Linked DNA regions of Homo sapiens: region 1 is linked to region 2. A link is a loop called in an ENCODE intact Hi-C map of the cell type or tissue named here. Cell type or tissue: HepG2. All regions are shown on one strand. Links, peaks and the distances in the headings refer to the core of each region. The heading gives the core; the rest is flanking DNA.

Region 1 (4,399 bases), core at 272-4,271, 280 kb before region 2:
TCAAAGGAAAGGGAGTGAAAAACCCCCTAATTGCCCATCGGCAGGGGTCTGGCTAAATGAATCACTCCACGTGCACATCCAGATGAAGGGGGTGTTGTACAGCTGGTGAGAAGATTGGCTGAATCTGTAGGGACTGATAAGGAACAATCTTTTTATTGTAAATATGTTTTATTTACAGCACATTTTTTTCAATGTAAATTTTTTAAAATGCAGGCCAGGGTATAATATTTACTGTTGTTGTTTTAAATTGGGAGTTATCTGTATCTATCTTTTTTCTCCATTTGTTTATCTATTTCAGTAGCTATATCTATAAATAAATATACTTTGAATATCTCTAGAGTGATACATAATAAACTGGTGACAGTGGTTGTTTTTGGGGAGGAAAATGAGGGGCCTGTAGATCAGAGGTAAAAAGAACATTTACTTTTCACTGGATACCCATTTATAATGTTTGAATTTTAAAACTTAAAAAATATCTTTATTATAGCTAACACTGGTTTAGCACATATTACATACCCGGTATTGCTTCACATTAATAACTTCACATTTATAGACTCATTTAATCCTCAACACACCTAAGAGGTAGGAACTATTAGGATGACCATTCTGTAGATGAGAAAACTGAGGTGCAGAGCTTATACTTCTAGCATCTGAACCGAAGTAGAGAGGTTCCAAAAATCCAATACCATATGCATGTACTGCTTTTAAAGAATGAAGTCACTATTTTTTCTCAATGTGGAAGGGAGTACTTGCAGCCACCCTCGACCCTGAGGGTGGCACCATCCCTGGCTCAGTGATTGCCAGTGTGGTCCCCAGTGATGCCAAGTAAGAAGTGGTTTGGGTGGGATTTTGTGGGAAGGTGAGGGTGGTCCATCCCTTAACCCAGTGCCCTGTTCCCCAGCTACTTGATGAAGAAGCTGGGAATTTCATTCTCCGACAGCCTTTGATCCTCATTATCTTATTGCTAAGTTTTAAACAATGTACTCTATATAAATTAGCTTTAAGCCTCCATTATGTGATTTTGCTATCCTTGTTAGATATGGGTAGCATACCAAGGAGGAGAAATCAAATGATAGCTTCTCCAGATCTCTAATGGATGGATAGAAATTGAAACCGGTCACCACAGTTTTCTTACCAAATTAAAGAAGCACGTTGTGTTCTCTAAATGAGTTCAAGCTACAGTGAGAATAGCTTTCTCTCCAAAGTCACGGTAACCCTGAATCAAGTTTGGCTCATGGGCCATCTGGCAGCAAACACCACAGTACTCTACTTATATTCAAAGCTGTACTAATTGCCTTGTTAACAGAGCTCCTCTCATGAGAATGAAATTTAACCAGAGGAATATCAAAGCGCGATTTCAAGAGAATTGCATTGGTCCAGGAACTGATAGCATTTCCAGCAACCAAGTCTCAGAAGGCCCACGGAGCAAATAAAGAACATTTTAACGGTATTGTCAGGAGGATACAACTTGTCGAGGCAGATTTGCAAACAGGAAAGGGGGCAGAGACCGTTCTTGTCTAGACATCTGATTAGTGGGAAATTGTAGGATTATGAAGAGTGTGGATTTTTCTGGCTGACATTTCTGAGGAGGTCAGGCTTTCTGCACAAAGAGGTAAATGAGAGAAACATTTGTATCTGGTAGAAAATGCTGACTGGTCCTTATCCTCCCTTGGGCTCCAGAAGCAATTCCAGACCAAGAAAAGAGATTACTAGATTGAAACCTGCTGCCACTGCTTGGCACAATGGGCAGTTGCCTGGGAGGGTTTGGGCTTGAAGACAGAGGAGAACCGCAGCTGGAGGACACAGCTCCAGACATGTCTCTCCACTCCTGCCCCTGCTTCACGCCCTTTGATCTCCAGTCCCAATTTGCTTTCTGATCATGCTGCTAGCTGATCCCCTGGACTTGAGACCTCTGTTCTGCTTAAATAACAGCCCATCTTTTGTCCCCTCACCTCTGCCCCCACCCCTTCTCACCTGCCCCAGGGCACTTCAGAAACCTCAGTACTTTCAGGGTGGAAGTTACGGGGTGGGCAGACAAATAATTTCTGCATGGTGGCCATGAAGCCAGATGAAACTGGGAGTAGGTGTGGAATGATCCCATGGGCTCGGGCAATGGGTGGGACTGTGGAGGTAATGGGTGGGTTCCAAAAGGAAATGGGCTGAGAATCAGGAGACTTGAGGTTTTAGGATAGGTTTCTCATCTCAAAGGTGGAAAAATTAATAAAACTAGTGCTGCTCCGATCCCACCTGAGTTCTTTCTGCTCAGTGCTATTAGCCATTACTGCCTGCAGCCCTGGGCCACATTCTTTTGCCATGACCTAAGACAGGCAATGTCTGTGAGAAAGCCACAGCCCAGCTCCACGACAGGAACAGACATTGCAGCGAATGCAGTCATTGGGGTTAAAAAATACAGAGAGCAATTATATCAGTCTAGTCCCACTAGGAAAACAGAAACCACTCTGTATTTAAAACAGGGAATTGATTCAAGGGAATTTGTCACACTGGTGAGGGAAGAGACAAGCAGCCAAATGGGATGATGAGACCACCTGAAATAGGCAACAGAAGGAAGCTGCGGCTACCCCACAGCTTAAGGGACAAAGCGAGGAGATGGTGTAATCAGAGCCAAGGCAGGAGTCCCAGAAAGAAACCACAACCAAAGGACAGCCACCTCACCAGCAGCTGGGGCTGCTGGGGAGCAATGGGGAGGACACCATCCAACACAAGTAAGAAAAGGGAACAGAAGCATCTTGGCTTTTCTCCTTCTGCCCTGTCCTCCAGTCTCCAGTCAGACTGCCTCCAGTCAGTGCCTCTGCCTGGCTGAACCAAGCAGGAATTGCGCTGTCATGGAGCCTGGGAAACAGCCAGGGCATGGGCAAGTTGGGGCAAGTGAGACAGAGTAAGTGAGTTGGAGATTCTGTAGAATACTCTCCCAGCATCTGCTGCTTTTCCCTCTGCAACAACCAGAACTAAACCGCAAAACAAAATATTTGTGCCATTATTAGTTGAATGTCTTCTTCCCCTTGCCCTAGCCCTGCAAACTCAGCTCCATGAGGACAGGGATGGAGTCAGCTTTATTCCTTGTTATATCCCCAGCATCTAGCACAGTAAGAGGTCCTTGGTGGCTTCATTTACAATGTTGGTTACAAATAACTGAGTGAATGAATTGTTGTGTACTGTCCATCTTGCAAACAATTGATTCTTAGAGTAGGCTTGTGGGATTTTAGATATAGTGGAAGTAGCACTTAGACTCACCACAAGCTCTGAAAGGACTAGATCACCCAGCCCCTGGGATGGCACTCCTGAGAGCTCAACTGCATTCAACTTCAGCAAAAGATCTTAGAATGTAAATAGATGTAACTCCATTACCAGGAGTTACTGGTACTTAATACTACTCAATAACTATCACATTTTATAAACTGTAAAATGATGCTTTAATGTTAGAGATTATAGTAAAAAGTATTACTCTTTGCATGGGTAAGCCCACATTCTATATCTGCTTAAAATGGCAGTGAAGAATTTTAGAGTTTTTCCTTTTTAAGACCTGTTAACACTGGGGCACAGATAGAATTTCCAGGTGAGAATTTAAGCCATTTGGTCACAGGAAGAAAGAATGAAGGATAAGATGAGAAATTGTGTAGAGATAAATATTCAAATTGAGAAAAGAAAAGGCAGCATGGAGGAGCTTATACATTTCAGGAAAAGAGGAGCAAAGGTTGTGCAAGGAATGGAATGACCTAGAAACCACAGTTGCAGTGGATGCTGAGAGCTGTGTGATCAGAAATCAGTGAGAAGTGAATAAAGCAAATGCCAGTTAGGGCAAAAGCACCATTGAAACTTGACGGAAAGAGTTTTATTAAACCAGAAGGTGACTAACAAGTTGATGACCCTAACGAACAACCACAACAATAATAACTAACATCTGTTTATTGCTGACAATGTGCCATGTAGCCAGCTAATCCACCAATTCTCTGGACAACCATGTAAAGTAGATACTATTATTTTCCCATTTCACTTGCAGGAAACTAGAAGATATCTCTGTGTGTGTGTGTATGTGCGCACGCGCGTGCGTGCATGTGTGTGTCTGTGTGTGATTTTGTTTTGGTTTTGTAACATCTGCTCCCCATTCCTAACCATGCTCTGGATTCTTTTTGAGGAAAGTAGTAACTGGTTTCTAAGATGGCCACTGAACTTCACTTTCTGATATTCACGCTCTTGACAGTCCCCACCCACAATGAATGGGGCTGATCTGTGTAATCAAAAAGAGATTGTAGAAAGAGTGGTATATGTCATAAAAGACAAGGTTGCATCCACCTTGCTCTTTTGGATCACTCACCCTGGGAACTAGCTGCTGTGTTATGGGGAACTCAAGAAGTCCCACAGAGAGGCCCAAGCGCTGAGA
Region 2 (4,399 bases), core at 304-4,303:
TCCAGGGTTACACCTGGCTGGGGCAACTCAGTGATGAAGAGAAGCCCAAAGAGTGATTTAAGCATCTCAGATATAATCTTCCACCTCCCTTCCCCTTCCTCAACTAATGACCTATACACAAACCCCTTTCAAAATCCATACGCATAGCATGTTCGTATTTTCCTTTTTTATCCTGTGGAAGCTTCAAATCTCCTGGTTGAACACTTATTTGGGACAAAAGCAAGACCTAGTAGTACATTCATTTTTCAACAAAAAGGTAACTTTTCTTAGTAGAATAATCCAGTTTACTTTTATGTTTCACCTATCTTCCAGTTTAATCACACTCTCCATATCCTATGAACACACAGAAGCTTCCAGGTAAACATGTGCATTTCTTATCCACAGAAAAATGCTTAGAGACCTTTTCAGCTAGAGCAATTGTGTATGTGGTTTAATTATTATTTTACAATATCTCAGCCATTTCTTGTTTGAATACTTTCTATTTATCAAGTCCAGCCTGGACTGGAGAAGAGAAAATAGTTCAGTGAAAAATTAGTAGCATTTCCCCTCTTGCATTGGGAAAAAGTGTACTGTTTGTGTGAGAGTCAGTGTTGGGGGATTGTCTGCCACTGTCACTTATCTTTGTGTTATTAAATTCCTTTGTTCCCTCTTAATGCATTGCAAAGCTTTTTTAATCTAAAGAAATTGATTTCTGCCTCTACTCTTCTATTCTATTTCTCTGATTAAATAAAGCATTTGAATTTAAAGGAATTCCAGGGAGGGTATTTTTAATGTTTCTGTAGATTATATTGTTATAGATTGAATGTGTCTCCCCAAATTCGTACATTGAAATCCTAACTGCCAAGGTGATGGTATGAGGAAGCAAGGTCTTTGGGCATTGATTAGATCACAAGGGCAGAAGAATCCTCTTGGGTGGGATTAGCACCCTCATAAAAGACCCAGACAGAGACCACTCACTCCTTCCACCACGTGAGAACACAGAAACAGGGCCTCACTAAGCACCAAATCTGCTGATGCCTTGATCTTGGACTTCCCAGTCTCCAGAACTGTGAGAAATAAATGTCTGTTGCCTATAAGCCACCCATTTAATGATACTTTGTTACAGCAACCCCAATGGACTAAGACATACATAATAACAAAGTAAGCTCTTCAAACTCTGCTTCCCATTTCTGTTTTGAAACTAAGGTAGATTTTTTTTGAAAAGTCTAGTCTAGGCTGGGCGCGGTGGTTCATGCCTGTAATCCCAGCACTTAGGGAGGCCGAGGCGGGTGGATAACGAGGTCAAGAGATAGAGACCATCCTGGCCAACATGGTGAAAACCTGTCTTTACTAAAAATACAAAAATTAGCTGGGTGTAGTGGTACATGCCTGTAGTCCCAGCTACTCGGGAGGTTGAGGCAGGAGAATCTCTTGAACCTGGGAGGCGGAGGTTGCAGTGAGCCGAGATCGTGCCTCTGCACTCCAGCCTGGTGACAGAGTAAGACTCTGTCTCAAAAACAAAAAAAAAAAAAGAAAGAAAAATCTAGTCTTTCTTCTGCCTCTGACCTGGTCCCATCCAACCTCGCTCCACATGACAGCAGAGTTTCCTAATACATCCTATTATTCTTATTGAATTAAATGGTAATTGTGTGATGTGTGTGTGTTTGTGTGTGTGTGTGTGTAGGGGGTGCCTGTTGCAAAAGTATCACCACCAGGGAATAACTATCGCTACCTTCTCCCTTCCTTTCCTCTCCTCTGCCTCCCATTATGCTACTGGCCACATCTCAAGTGTGCTGCTTGCAGCCTTTCCATACTTTTCCATGGTTGTGCATTGCATAATTGGATGTTTCCTACCTTGGCATTCTGAAGGCAGGATTATGTCCCAACTACTTTGATGAGCCTCGCTGTGGCAGGCCCTGCTGGTTGTCTTCCCCCTAATTTTTCCAATCCCCCTTTCCCTCGTCTGTTTTCCACTATAGAAGCTGAAAAGGCCAGATACTCACTTTCCCAGCACCCTCCCTGTTTCATCTACCCTCTGCTAGGATGGCTGTGTGATTTGCTCCTGGTTGATTTGATATAAGGGGAAGTTGGCTGGTGGGAACTTCAGATAAATGTTTTTCTCTCTGATAAAAGTTGAGAGCACACAAGAGGAAACTTTGGTGTTCTTCTTCTTCCTGCCTTTGGATGTGGCATGAGAAGCTTGAGAGGGTGTGATGCGTGGAGCTATTACAGCCATCTTGTGACCATGAGGCATTCAGATAAAAAGCCAACATTCTGAGGTTGGTGAAGGAGAAAGATAGCAAGAGGCTAGCTGGAAACAGCAACATATTCCAGGGACTGCTCCCCTCTGATTTTCTCATTAAATAGACAACTTGTCCTTAGCATTTGAACCACTTTTTTGGGAGTGCAGCTGTTTTCAGTCAAAAGCAATCTTAACTGATGCACAAGCCAGGTGCCTGGCACAATGGGGTTAAATATATATATTTATTGGATAAATGAATAAGAGAATGAATAAATGAAACTCCTACCTTTACTACATCTGCCTACACTCCAGCCATCCCTGAGTGTTAACAGGACCTCATCTGGAAGACTTAAAGGCTGGGCTGGAATCATTTGAGAGGACATTCACTCACTTGGCTGATGCTGGGAAGGGCCAAACCTCCGGAGTATGGAACAGCTGGGGCTCCTTGGGCATCTCTCTCTGTATTTCTGTTGTTTTCCCACATGGTCTTTTTAGCATTACAACTTCAAAGTGCTAGACTTTTTACAGGGTGGCTGAGGGCTACAAAGGTGTGCACTTCACGTGGCAGAGAGAGAGAGAGAGACAGCAAGCCGGGAGGAATGTGTGTCTTTTATATGACCTAGCCTCAGAAGTCACATAGCATCACTTCCGTTCTACTGTATAGGTCTGAGCAGTCATGAGGCTCTCTAGGTGGAAAAGGAGAAGAAATGGATTCCCATTCTTGATGGAGAGGGAAGCATCTGGAAAGGCATGTGAAACTGGAAATATTGCCATGGCCATTTTTTTTGTTTGAAAATCCAGTTTGCTACAGTGCCTCATATGCATCTCTATTCCCATATTGACCATCTTGATGTCATTAGTCTCTTTCATGTCTACCCTACTGGCTGAAGGGTGCAAGTACCTGGAGGTTTTAATCTGTGTTTTATTCACTTTAGTATCTCTGGCACCTTTATGAAGATATGTTTAATAAATGCCTTATTCTAACCACTCTGAACCTCATTTGTGTGTGTGGAGGAGGAAGCCTCAAGGGTGATGAGAATTTTGACTTCAGTTGCACTGTCCTTGCAGACTCTAACATTAGGAGTTTGTAGCTCTTTAGGGGGTAAGAGAACCACAGGTAAAGCTGGAGTTGATACTGACCAAAACTTGCTTTCCTACCTGCCATGCTCCATGGCAGTGCTGTCGTAGAGGAGTTTCTGTAATGATGAAACAAATGTTCTGGCCCTGTGCTGTCCAATGTGTCACGTGTGGCTACTGAGCACTTGAAATGTGACTGGTGTGATTGAGAAACTGAATTTTACACTTCATTTCAAAGGATTATAAATCATGCTGCTATAAAGACACATGCACACATATGTTTACTGCGGCACTATTCACAATAGCAAAGACTTGGAACCCCAAATGTCCATAAATGATAGACTGGATTAAGAAAATGTGGCACATATACACCATGGAATGCTATGCAGCCATAAAAAAGGATGAGTTCATGTCCTTTGTAGGGACATGGATGAAGCTGGAAACCATCATTCTGAGCAAACTTTTGCAAGGACAGAAAACCAAACACTGCATGTTCTCATTCACAGGTGGGATTTGAACAATGAGAACACTTGGACACAGGGTGGGGGACATCACACCTGGGGGCCTGTCATGGGGTTGGAGGAGGAGAAGGGGATAGCATTAGGAGATATACCTAATGTAAATGACGAGTTAATGGGTGCAGCACACCAACATGGCACATGTATACATATGTAACAAACCTTCAAGTTGTGCACATGTACCTTACAACTTAAAGTATAAAAAAAATTATTTCCGTTTAATCTTCAATCACATATGTGGCTAGTGCTACCTTGTTAAACAGCTCAGCCCTTGAAATGCAGGTTTGACAATTCTTTCCCTCCTTCGCAAGACCAACCACTATTGGCCTTTCATCCCTCGGCAAAAGAAACAAAGCCACAAAGATTTTTTTGTGTCCCTTCCCGCTCCATGCCTCCCACCAAAACACGCCTTTAAATTCCTGAGACAGCTCTTAATTGCTGGTTTCAGCAACGTTCCCCTTCTATTCACATTCTGTTCTCATTTCACTGTTTTTGTACCCAGTTGGTCTTGACATATAAGGCTTTTTGTTCTCGTTTTGTCTTCTACCTGGAAAAATAGTTCCTGATGTCTATTCTGTATCTC

What was found. A loop is a pair of places that touch in the nucleus more often than their neighbours do. Peaks named below come from ENCODE experiments on the same cell type or tissue, not always from the same donor. Only the 100,000 strongest peaks of a DNase experiment are listed, where the experiment ranks them.
Region 1: a loop joins it to region 2, with 5 times the contacts of the local background. A loop is called at or near these places in 2 of 110 quality-filtered maps.

The regions. Positions count from the first base shown.
Region 1 is chr4:52,836,364-52,840,762 of GRCh38, reverse strand. No RefSeq gene overlaps it. Among named protein-coding and RNA genes, the nearest start is that of RASL11B, 24 kb to the left of the region's middle. In HepG2, for the core only: no CTCF peak of the experiment used is centred there; a DNase peak (open chromatin) is centred at 2,332.
Region 2 is chr4:52,555,340-52,559,738 of GRCh38, reverse strand. No RefSeq gene overlaps it. Among named protein-coding and RNA genes, the nearest start is that of USP46, 100 kb to the left of the region's middle. In HepG2, for the core only: no CTCF peak of the experiment used is centred there; no DNase peak of the experiment used is centred there.